Linked DNA regions of Mus musculus: all the other regions are linked to region 1. The links are chromatin loops, found by intact Hi-C in ENCODE. Cell type or tissue: heart. All regions are shown on one strand.

Region 1 (4,000 bases):
TGTGCCTGCCTTTGTCCCCCAAGCACGAAGATTAAAGGTATGTGACATCATGACCTGAATTTAGAGAATGTTTCAGTGAGAAATGTTTGGTTATCTTCAAAGTCTAACAAAACAGGCAAGACCTGGAGCATGAGGTAAAGAGAGTCAGACCACAAAATAACACAATCAACAGGTTTAGGTTCAGGGATGTTCTCAGGAGCCTCGAAAACCAAGATAACATCTCCCTTATGTGACTGAGCTCAGGACAAGGGATGTGTTATGCAAACTTTCCTGAGGCCTCCACGTTTAAAGCCAGCCAGGATTGCCGAGAAACTTTGTATTTTCTTTTTCTTTTTTTTTTTTTTAAAGACATGCGATTTTGTTTTAACACATCTTATATAATATGACTGTGATGGTTTGAATATGTTTGACCCAGGGAGTGACACTATTAGGAAGTGTAGCATTGGAGGAATGTGTCACTGTTGGCGTGGGCTTTAAGACCCACATCCTAGCTGCCTGAAAGCCAGTCTTCTCCTAGCAGCCTTCAGATGAAGATATAGAACTCTCAACTCCTCCTGGACTATGCCTGCCTGGACACTGCCATGCTCCCACCTTGATGATAATGGACTGAACCTCTGAACCTGTAAGCCATCCCCAGTTAAATGTTGTTTTTTGTAAGCATTGCCTTGGTCATGGTGTCTCTTCACAGCAACAGTAAAACCCAAAGTAAAACAATGGCCTAATTTCCTCTCCTAGAATTGCATCTCCTTCATGTGCTGTTCCCATCAACAGCCCAAGAAAACCAACTGTAAAAACTCACTAAAGGATAACTTAATGTATTGTCTTGCCAACAACTCTAAAATAACCTTATTCTAAATAGTGAGTGCCACAGGGGTTTTTCTTTTAGATAGTTTTGCTAATTGGGTTTCCCTCCATGCTGAGCTCAGGTTATTCTTCTCAGAGTTCAGAAGGCAGGTGGCTCCCGAGTGCTCCCAGGCAGACACTCAGTTGTTCTACTCTTCCCACCACTATTTGGGGGCAGCAAGCATCAGCCATGATCGTTCCAAACGCTGCCACCGTGTTACTTACCTAAGAACTCAGTGTTGAGTGAATGCTCTCCTGTGTGGGAGTTCAATGTCCCTGGCTGCACTTCCATATAGTAAAATTTCATTTACACACAGTTTTTAAGGAAAGTGCCTTCTTACCGTCCCTTCACTTTCTGAGACTTAACTTATTGTCTGTCCCACTGAAATGGTTTTCTTCCAAAATATTCTCTTCTCTCAAGCAACAGGATATCAGAGGGGGTAAATGAAGTATGGGCTTACAGTCTCACTTAAATGAGAACAAACTTGTCATTGAGAATAACACATCATAAATAACCCACATACACACAAAAGTTTATAGCAATAAAAATGTATCTGTCTCCTTCCCCCAACATGGAGTTAGTTCCCCTTTGTTGCACTGACTTAGTGATTTTTTTTTCCTACAAATTTTAAACAAAGATTGTTCATTCCATCTCTGAGAAAAGTCATCGTCTGCCAGCTGAGAATATCATCTTTGCATCCCCCGCCCGCCCGCCATTTTACATCAGAAACGTGAGTCACCTGTTTCCTGCCCATACAGACCTGGAGGACTCCATACAGACCTGGAGGACTCCATACAGACCTGGAGGACTCCATACAGACCTGGAGGACTCCATACAGACCTGGAGGACTCCATACAGACCTGGAGGACTCCTCATGAGAACAAGAAATGGAGTTGATTTATGAATTCAGAAAGTAGCCATTAGGTCTTAGAAAAATAGTAGATTTTTGAGAATAAATGCGGAAACCTCATTTGAAAACTGGTTAGCAGCAAGATTGAGGCATGTTCCTTCCTGAAGCAATTACAGCCACGCTGTGTAAATCACGGGGTTCTGGTGACTCCGTCCAATAGAGGAGAATTCCAGAACAGACATAAAACATTTTAAAATGAGACTAATTTCCCAAACCAGTCCGTTTTATTAAAATGTTGATTCCTTCAAAAACTTTCATGCGTGGAAAGATGGTCCTGGAATACTAGCACAGAAATAATTAGTATTTTTAATTGGTACAAGTGGGAAATAAGGCAGACCAGCTTTAATAAACAAATCCAATCTGGGGCACATTGAAGTGAATTCACAGTTTGTTTTTTTTTTTTTTTCCTAAAATCAAAGTGCATTGTACTTACTAACGAACAAAATGAATTAACTTGTCAAATGGAAACAGTATAATTGAACTAGGGACAAGTTTGGCGAATTAAGAAAGGAGAAGCCTTGAACCCTGGGACTCAGGATTGAGTCCCTGACAGGTGTTCATCAATGCCTTATCCACAGTCATCTACTTAAAATTTAAACATTTTAAAACCCCACACGGCGCTTATTTTGCAGATCAAAATCAGAAGTGAACAATGATCAAATACATTATAAGTGTGCCTACCCATGGTTATGAAGTCTAAAGGCTGACTCTGCAGGGAGGGAGCTGCCTCCTCCTAGCTGTTGAGCTACAGAAGTGAGCACATCTGGATCCCTAGTGATCCCAGGAGCTTTGGGTGTTGGGAGGCAGCCATCTGGTACAAAGGAAATCTGGACAGAGTGTCCCACCCAAAAGAAAGCACTGTATTGTGCTGCTATGAAAAGCAACCACTACACTTCCCTCTGATAAAACATCAGCCTCTCAGCTGGTAAAGGATTCAAAGAAATACATGTGCAAAAGTGTTCACTGGCTGACCAAGGTTCCAAAACCACCACCGACCTGCAGATAAGAAACACGAAATCAATTACTTTCGGAAACTGCCTAGGAACAGCATGCTGCCTTCATTTTAAAATGCTGCTCTTTTTATAATTTCTGTTGGTTATGGACTTCTCCTGACCTTAGGTGTCTGGTTGGTTTTTAATCCAAAATGAAAAGGCTGGACACCTTGAAAAATGTGAGTCCTTTCTAGTCTTCTTATCTCATCTGTGTGGAATTCAATGGAAATGTAAAATGTTTTTTTTTTATTTTTCGGTCTCTATATATGAATATGTGAAATATGGAATTGATAATGATGGATTAATATACAATTATGCATTGATGAGAAAGTAAAATGCAGCACTTAGAAGGAAAGCCAGTTCAAGGCTACCCTCAGCTATTGACTTCCAGACCATCTGAGCTACATGACAGCCCCTCAGCCCCCTCCCCAACATTTCTTTTTAAATATCATTTTTAATGTTCTAAAGATTAAGTTTTATTGCTAAATTATCTGGGATGAAGGCATATTAAAAATAAATGATCAAATTATAGCTGGAACGATTCATTATGAGACTCAGAAACATTTCATTGTGTCTTATAGTTTTATAGCATGATCCTTGCAGAAACCAAATTATCAGTGGTTTTCCCATCTATACTGTTCATTACTTCTGACCTAATCAACGATATAAACAGGCTTATTCTCAGAAAGCTCAGCAAACTTGGGCATGATGTCATAGTCTGTAATTCCAGAATTGGAGACAGGCAGGAGGATCACCATTCAAGGCAGCCTCTTGTAAATTGAGAGTTTAGGGCTAACCTGGGCTGTATGAAACCCTATTGCAGAACAACAACAACAACAACAACAACAACAAAAGATGTTTAAAATAGTCTCATTAATCTATAAGTGATAATTACCCTAGTGCGTGTTTACCTATACATGTGAGTGTAAGGGAAGTTCATTATTTTCTTTTGTGGGTATTTGCTTTTGTGAGACAGTGTGTTGGCTAGTCATAGGTCAGCTTAACAGACAAACAAGTTATCTGAAAGGAGGGAATCACAATTGAAAAGATATCTCCATAAGATACAGCTGTAAGCAATTTTCCCAATTAGAGATCAATAGGGGAGAGTCCAGCCCATTGTGGGGTCCATCCCTGGGCTGGTGGTCCTGGGTTCTATAAGAAAGCAGGCTGAGCAAACCATGAGGAGCAAGTCAGTAAGCAGCACTCCTCTGTGGGTCTCTGCATCAGCTCCGCCTCCAGGTTCCTGCCCTATTT
Region 2 (4,000 bases), 250 kb after region 1:
CTTTATAAGCATTCATCATGATGAAGGCTCCACTTTCAGAATCTCATTCATCTAAACCTAAAATACCTTTTCAAAGCCCATCTCAAAACAAGCATATTGGCAGGGATGGAGCCCACATCTAATATGGATGTTGCGGGAAGGGGAGGCTTAACTTGGTCCACACCATTCTTTCCCTGTTCTAATGTATCTTCCTCTTGAGGTTCGATGCACACTCTGACCGTCTCATTTCACTTCAAGACATCTTTCTCTCCCTTCCCTTTTATTTGCTCAGAGTTCTGCGTTGTATGGCAGGAACAAATGGATTTTTATCTAATCCCAAGGGTGCCACAAATAAAAGCTAGTGGAATGTCAATTCCAAAGATTCAAAGAGAAAAATTACATACCCAACCATCATAGCCAAATTAATTAAAGCAAGTAATTAATTAAAGCAAGCCTTTTTATTTTGTGTGCAAGCTGTCGTCCCCCCCCCCGCCCCCCGTGGTGTTTGAGAAATCAGCTTTAGATATGAGGAAGACAGGGTTTTATACTTCAGGGGAAAGGGGTTCCCAAATGGGGATTTGACAGGGAAAATAGGTGGGGTTACAGAAGCAGGACCAAAAAAAAAGGTGGTCATAACAAGGTAGTCACAATAATCTTTTGAAACAAAGGTAGGGTTGCAAGATGGTCATTACAAATCTTTGAAACAAAGACATGATTGCAAGATGGTCTTAAGGTAGTCATAACAACTGGTGGTCATAACAACTGGTGGAAATAAAGGTATGATTGCCATTTCCTGGAGTAGACAATACAGAGGTATTTGTAGTTAAGGCTACAGGTGGGTTATAACCCAATCTTTGAGCAGCAGAGGTTTAATCATAAACAGGAATAAACCTAGCTCGTTTTTACTATAAGATGGTTTTTAAGCCTAAGATGGAGGTAGGCTAGTTCATTAAGAATCTGAGTCCCACCACCTCTACATTGTAGATATTCCTGCAGCTATAGCAGGATTTAAGATCCAAGTCCTCAAATGGTTCGCATTCTGAGAGTGTGATAGGTAGCTTGAAATATTCTCATGAAAACAGCTCCTGAGTTTATTTAACTATAGAATATGTACAGGTTGAGTTCTGGGGAAACTAAGAACATCAGAAGACTAAGTATTACAATATAGCTGGAAAAAGCCAGAAATCTAGTGAGTTCTCACATTTAACAAGAACAATAATGTACGTTTTAACCTTTCTATTATTTTCTCTTTTAACCTCTTTTAAGGTTTAAAAAAAAAGTCTCCTTTCTACTATAGCAGCTCTCAGAAACATTCAGTCACATTGAAGCCCATTTCATTTGAGAATAACCCAAGTTGCCCAGCAGATTCCTATTTTTGTTAATTGGAGTTTTTGCATACATTTTGTTAAGGTCTAAAATTACTATAAGCAGAACAAGAGATTGTTCTGTGTCATTTACATAGTTGGAGAGCTCGCCAAGGGTATCCATTATGTATATGGCAAGGGAAGCTGTTGGGCTGTCACATACAACATTTAGCATACTTTCTTCAAGTTCCCACTGCCTCTGTGAAATTCAGAGGAACTCAAAAAGAGCATATTTCAAACTGTTATTGGTGTTCTTTGTACTGCCTTGTGCTTTTAGTAACAAGATTATGGATTCCTTTTCAAAGAAGTGTAAACTTTTTCTTTATTTTTAATTTTTAAGAGTGGTAGCTAAGAATACATAGGCTCTGATTTGGATGAGTTGTAGCTTCGCTACAACGTTCCACACCCTTGGAAACGTGTTTCCCTTGTTAGCATCTCTCTTTGCCTTGATTTCTTCACAGATTAGATTGGGATCATGCTGGTCTGGTGAAATGGTTATGGGATCAGGGACAATGGCTATGTCAAGTGTCCGGCACATGGCAAGCACCCTGTACATTGTTATTTGGATAAGCTCTGCAGCCAGCTGTTTACATTTAAAGGGCATGCACATTCTCTGAGCTTGCTGTGGCTTGAAAGCCCTCTTTCCTGCCTGGTGGCCGACTTTCCCTTTCCTCATTGTTCTAAGAATACTTCGGCATATGGGCCATTGTAAATAGTAACAATTGTTTGGTTGTTCCATGAGACAGGAGAGCCCTTCCTGGAGCCTGGCTGACAGAGCTGTCTGTCTGACCTGTCTAGCTGCTCAAGGGCTGGAGACAAGGCTCAGTGTGCTCACTTCCTCCTTAGGACAAGAACAGTGTCCTTAACCAAAATAGTCTTCTTGCAGGCACTACCCAGAATAAACACAAAGGAAATAAGGGTAAAAGCCACTGCAGCCTCATTAAAGTAGAATTCTCCACCAGATATATCCAGTAACAGGTAGCAGAGTGTATGAGCCATTTTATGCCAATTCTAACATACAAATGGAGTAATTCTAAATGGTTCTGTTTAAGTTAATTGAACACAGATATTTTATCTTTTAAGCCTGGAGGGCTGCATTTGTAAATAAAGATAACGTAGTCAAAAAGCCTAATACTTAAATTATTCATGGGGTTGAGAAAAATCAGTTAACATATACGTGTGTATGCGTGTGTGTGTGTGTGTGTGTGTGTGTGTGTGTGTGTGTATGTGTGTGTATGTGTGAACACAGGAACAGACATGTTACAACATGCATGTGAAGGTCAGTAGATACACTTAGGTATTGATGTCTTGCCTTCCACCTTGACAGAGATAGGGTCTCCTAGAGGCACATGCCAGGCTAGGTGGTTCACAAACTCCTGGAGATTCTCCTGTCTCTAAAGCCCATTTTGTCTTAGGAGTGTTGGGATTATAGACACATCCTACCGTGTCCAGCTTTCCAAGCTGCAGTCCTCACACTTCCATAGCAAGGATGTTACCAAGTGAGCCATGTCCTTAGCCTAGAAAAGGCAAGTCAAATCCTGATCCAGTATAAGTGCAACTCATTGATGATATTATTTGACAAAATTTGAAGGACATCATTTTGATAACTTTACAGACATGAAAAGCTTCATTGCATAAAGGAGTTGCACTCCTTCATTCAGGAGGGAACCATCCTCTAAGTAGGGTTTGGCTGGTCTGCCGGGAAACTTTTACATACATAGAGAAGAAAGCTGTGGTACGAGCAGCTTCCACATGTAGATCTGAGAGAAGCTGCTGCAAAAGAATATATGATGTTCAAAGTTATGTATATATAACATTATTATATATAATACAGAATACACCAACAATGGGCTTAGAGTAAAATGGTCATGTGTGAGCAAGAAGAGAACATTTAACTCAGGTTATATCTGAAAGTAAATTCCAGAAATATTAAGGAACCAAATAGAAACAAAGAAAACTTTTGAGGCATTTGAAGACACTTGTGTAAGTATTGGATGAGGGAAATCTTTGTTGGTAAGATAAAAAAATTCAAAGTAAAATTTTGAATGTATTTCAAAAAAATTCCTCATATTCTTGAGTGTGAGGTGGCATACGAATCAAAGTTTGGGGTGGGTAGTTGGTTAAATGAAAATGTATAACTCATATTTAGCATAGAGAACAAATGATTTTCTAAGAGAAAATATTTAGAACACACAGGATAATGACCTGGTATTCCCAATACAGTAAAGGCACGTATCACTTAATTAGAAAATGACAGATGTGTCAGAGCACCTCACAACACAGGGACGCAAGAACCTGAAAACATAAGAGATGTCTCCTGTTGATACTGTGATCGGAGAAACAAAACTTGAGTCACATTGGAGGAAGGGGCAGTTTCTCTACCAGAATGAGTCCTAACACTTAGTGTGATGAAATTTGGGGGAAATAGACCCTCTAGGGATGCCAACAACACTAGGAATGGCTCAAAATTAGCTTTAGTCCCCAAATAATCTAGCCCTTTTCAAAATGTAAAAATAGTCACCTCTTTTCCTGTAATCTCAGCTCAGTTATATTATAGAAATCACAGTACAATAGAAAACACATGTCTAGGATACTCTGCAAAGGTTAGGGGGAGATGCATGCAGGTTGAGAGGAGACAAGAATGCATTTGAAGGAAA
Region 3 (4,000 bases), 270 kb after region 1:
CTCATTGTACCTCATCTCAGCTGTAACCAAAGGAGCAAAACAATGTGATATTGAAAAATCTCTGGATTCTGTGCATCTAAGGGTAGACCAATACAAGCATCACTGATTTACATGTGCAGTTATGCCAAGGAGGACATAGAGAGCCTGAGTCAAATTCCTTCTGGTTACTATGTTAGACGATATAACACAGACATTCAACCACCCACCCAGTCACTAGATACATGAATCCCCACTGGTTACTATGTTAGATGCTATAGCACAGGCATCCAACCACCCAGCCAATCATTAGGGATATGATATTTTCTAGACACTGGAAATAGAAAGATGAATGGAAATAGGATTCTCCTTCTTGAATTGCCCATAGCTCACTAAGGGGAGATAAATATATTCATAGCTAATGTCAATATGTGGAAATTTCAGTAAGGATGTTCAGAACAAAGAAGGTGTTTGGTGATATTGTTATCCTGTAAACCTGGACAAAGTTACAGGCAGACAAGTGACCTTTCCTTTTGTGGAGAAGTCATGGTTGTTACCCTTACTCCTTACCATGTGCTGTTACTGACAATGCTAGGATTCTCATGTATCACAAGTGTCGGCAGGCCTCGAGGAACAGGGAGAAGAAAAGGAAGAGAATAAATCCTGTCCTCCACGTAGCCAGCCACGTAACCATCATGGTTTCTTTACTGATAGACAACCAAAAACTTTCTGAGAAAAAGGAGACGGTATCTAAGATTGGCCCACTTTAACTAGCCCAATGTTATCAATTTATATTCTTCATTATAATTGTGGTGGTTTAAAACTGGGAGTTCATCCTCACTGGACAAATATGCATTTTTGAGGTTATGTCATGCAAGCTAAAAATACTCACAAATAGGCATCTAAACCCTCCAGATACGGATTTCAATCCTTACATTTCTATTTTCAAAACACTTTCTGAGGCTTCTCAGTTTTGTCAATAATCAAACAGCTGGAGGGGCGGTAGAAAAAAAACAAAACAAAACACTTTCTGCCAACAAATTTACCCTGGATATCACTTCTATTTCCCTGGCTTGTATAGCTGAAGACACTAGTAAGCAAACAGATCGTGTTTAAATTTTAAGTGATGTAGCATCCACCACTGGAAAGCCATGCCAAGTGGCTTCCAGGGAGCCGACAAGGTGGGGCCTGTAGCTGGCTGGTCTCCCGGTACCACCTACCACCTCCAACTCCAGAGATGCCATCAGATCCCACCCAAAGGAGCCAGTAGTCCCCAAGAAACAATGAGCCATTCTTATAAGACACAACCGGAGCTCTGTTACTGCGGCACAGGAAGGTCGGATAAAATCTCCCAGTCCCAGCATTCCTTTGTGTCAGCAGCCGCAAGTGGGATGTTCCTTCTGTGGTCCTTGCAGGGTGAGAGGAAGCAAGCTTTGAAACACAATGTTCATTGAAATCTGCTTTCATCCGAGGAATCCCCAAGTGGCTCCTGCTTCGAGGTGCATTCTGTCTGCAGCTGAGCCCTCCTGATGCATTTCCGTTGTTTGTTCTGGAGGGAAGGCAGTACCTTCATAAGACTAGGTAAAGGGCATCTCATTGTGCTGGATAAGGCATTATGTGTCAGGATGTCTCCAGTGAGTCTGGTGCCTAGAAGGTGCAATAAAAAGAAAATAAACTAAACAATTGAGTCCTTCAACACTGTGGCTCAGGGATGGACCAGGGGAAGACGACGCCTCTCTGGTGACTCCTGGGGCTGTACAGCTTGCTGCGTGACCTTAGGAGCAGGAAATCATTCATTGCTCAAGCTGCAACCTTGGGCACAATGCCACTGGGCACAGTGGCAGAACTGAATAGTGTCCTTAGGATTTGCTTTCTAGAACTTTGTCAAAGCAGGATGGACCCTGTGAGCCACTGAGGGGCTACCACTGGAAGAGGGAACTGACCAGTGTCAAACATACATGAGATGCTGCTTCATTCGGGCCTCAGGATTCAACCACCCTCTCTCATGCTGGAGGAAAACCATTCTGGGTACAAAGTGATTCTCTTTTATTAAGAACTGTTCCAAGTTAGCACACAGGAAAATGGGTAACGCTATTTGCTACTTCTATTCTTCTTGCTTAATCCTCTTTCTTCATCGTCTGTTTCCTTCCTGTCTGGCCAAAGTCACCTGAGCCATCCAGCTTGTAACGCAAGGCGAGAGGAGCAGCTCATGTCCCGTGTGGACAGAATAAACACTGTCTTCCACATCCAGGGCACCTTTTAACTCTGCATGCATATATACTTTAAAAATAATTTTTGAAAGGTTCTACATTTTATTACTGGACAAACCACACCCCTAATTTAGACATGAGCAAGTCTCCAGGTTAAAAATGTTGAGCTCCATCTGGTAGGACTGCCCGATGAGCACAACTCAGTATAAACCCTCAGTCTTGCCGTTGTGTGAATCCTTATGGACCCGGCTGCCTTCTCTCCCACTGCCCTCTCTTGGAATTGTATCTGATTTTGTTACCAGTTTTCATCAAATCCATTGAGAAACAGGACAATGTTGCTTTCGTTTCTTGGCCAGGAATCACTTGATTTTGAAAGTCTTGTGAGAAGACACCGCAAGAAGCCGAATCAGGGGCAGGGTGCAAGATGACGGAAGAAGAGAGAAGCCAAACATATTTTTTATTGTTCGCACATGAGCATTTTTGTCTATATCTGTGTCTGTGCACCATGTGGGTGAAAGGCCTGTAGATGCCAAAAGAGGGCACTGGATCCCCCGGAACTGAGGTCAAAAGTGACTGTGGGCTGCTACGAAGGTGCTAGAAATCAAAGCCCGTTTCTCTGGAAGAGCAGCTAAAGTGCCTTTAACCTCTGAGTCATCTCTCTACCTATCCCACTCTCATTTTTCCCCCTCAGATCTCAAATTAAATGGGGAAGTGCAGTAACCATTGTCACTTTCAGGAGTAGAAGGGGTTGGTAGAGAAATCAAGGTTAGAGGGTTAATTGAACCCCAAATTAGAGCTGTTAGCAGAACTCGGGAAAAAACTCAAGTATCAGAACCCTAGTCCAGGATCCTAATCCAGGCCATGTTTTCAGATGGGCTGCCTGTTCTAATTTGACTTCTATTATTGCTAAAAGTAAGTTGGGCAGGAACTTTATTTCAGAGCTTACAGTGTGCCGCGAAGGAAAGTCAGGGCAGGAACTCAAGAGAGGAACCTGGAGTCAGGCACGGAAGCTGAGGACACGCAGGAGGACACGCAGGCAGGAGAGCCACTGGCTCAACTGTCCCCATGGCTTGCTCAGCTTGCTTTCTTAGAAACCCCAGGACTCCTTGTCCTGATATGGCATGCTCACAGTGGGTTGAGTCTACCTTCATCAATAGTTCAATCAAGAAAACATCCTACAGACTTGCCCACAGGCCACTGTAATGGGAGCATTTTCTCAATTGAGGCTCCTTCATCCTTATGGCCTGACCTTACATCAGTTGACAAAGACAAACAAGCAAACAAGCAGTCTACTATCTAAAACAGGTGGACAGGCCAGAAATGGTGGTGCACACAATTAATCCCAGCACTTGAAAGGCAGAGGCAGGAGGATCTCTGTGAGTTCAAGGGCAGCCAAGTCTATAGAGTGAGTCTGAAACTAAAACAGAAGACTCTTCAGATTCTCCTAAGTGTCCAATGAACAATCTCAACACTGAGTGTGGGGGCTGGGGTTCGTCCACACCAGAGGCTTAAGCCCTTTGTGCTTCATGCAAAGGGTACTGGCCTGATCTAGAACCAGACAGTGACACTCGAAAAGCCTGGAAGATATTTCTTAGAATCCAGTGTACTTGTTCTAACCCAAAAGAACAAACGTCACTCTTAGGACTGACGCAGGACAGTGACAGAAACTACAACCCAGGTAGTTAACTTTCCAAGAAGGAAATAAAGAAGTACTAAGAAGTCAGAGTTCTAGCTAAAATTTATGAAACGAACCCAAGCGTCTCTTGAAATGGCTAATTTTCTTCTGAGTTACTAACAGAACACTTGAATTCTGG

The links. Hi-C counts contacts between places; a loop is a spot of excess contacts. Peaks named below come from ENCODE experiments on the same cell type or tissue, not always from the same donor. Only the 100,000 strongest peaks of a DNase experiment are listed, where the experiment ranks them.
Region 2: a loop joins it to region 1, with 10 times the contacts of the local background. A loop is called at or near these places in 2 of 42 quality-filtered maps.
Region 3: it touches region 1 in a loop (11-fold over the local background); 3 of 42 quality-filtered maps call a loop at or near these places.

The regions. Positions count from the first base shown.
Region 1 is chr10:21,951,288-21,955,287 of GRCm38, reverse strand. All of the region lies in intron 2 of Sgk1 (serum/glucocorticoid regulated kinase 1), which reads right to left. Among named protein-coding and RNA genes, the nearest start is that of Gm46215, 71 kb to the right of the region's middle. In heart, a CTCF peak has its summit at 2,493; a DNase peak (open chromatin) is centred at 2,577.
Region 2 is chr10:21,699,810-21,703,809 of GRCm38, reverse strand. No RefSeq gene overlaps it. Among named protein-coding and RNA genes, the nearest start is that of Gm5420, 11 kb to the right of the region's middle. In heart, no CTCF peak of the experiment used is centred here; a DNase peak (open chromatin) is centred at 2,049; H3K27ac peaks cover 277 bases.
Region 3 is chr10:21,676,659-21,680,658 of GRCm38, reverse strand. No RefSeq gene overlaps it. Among named protein-coding and RNA genes, the nearest start is that of Gm5420, 12 kb to the left of the region's middle. In heart, a CTCF peak has its summit at 1,742; a DNase peak (open chromatin) is centred at 1,468; H3K27ac peaks cover 733 bases.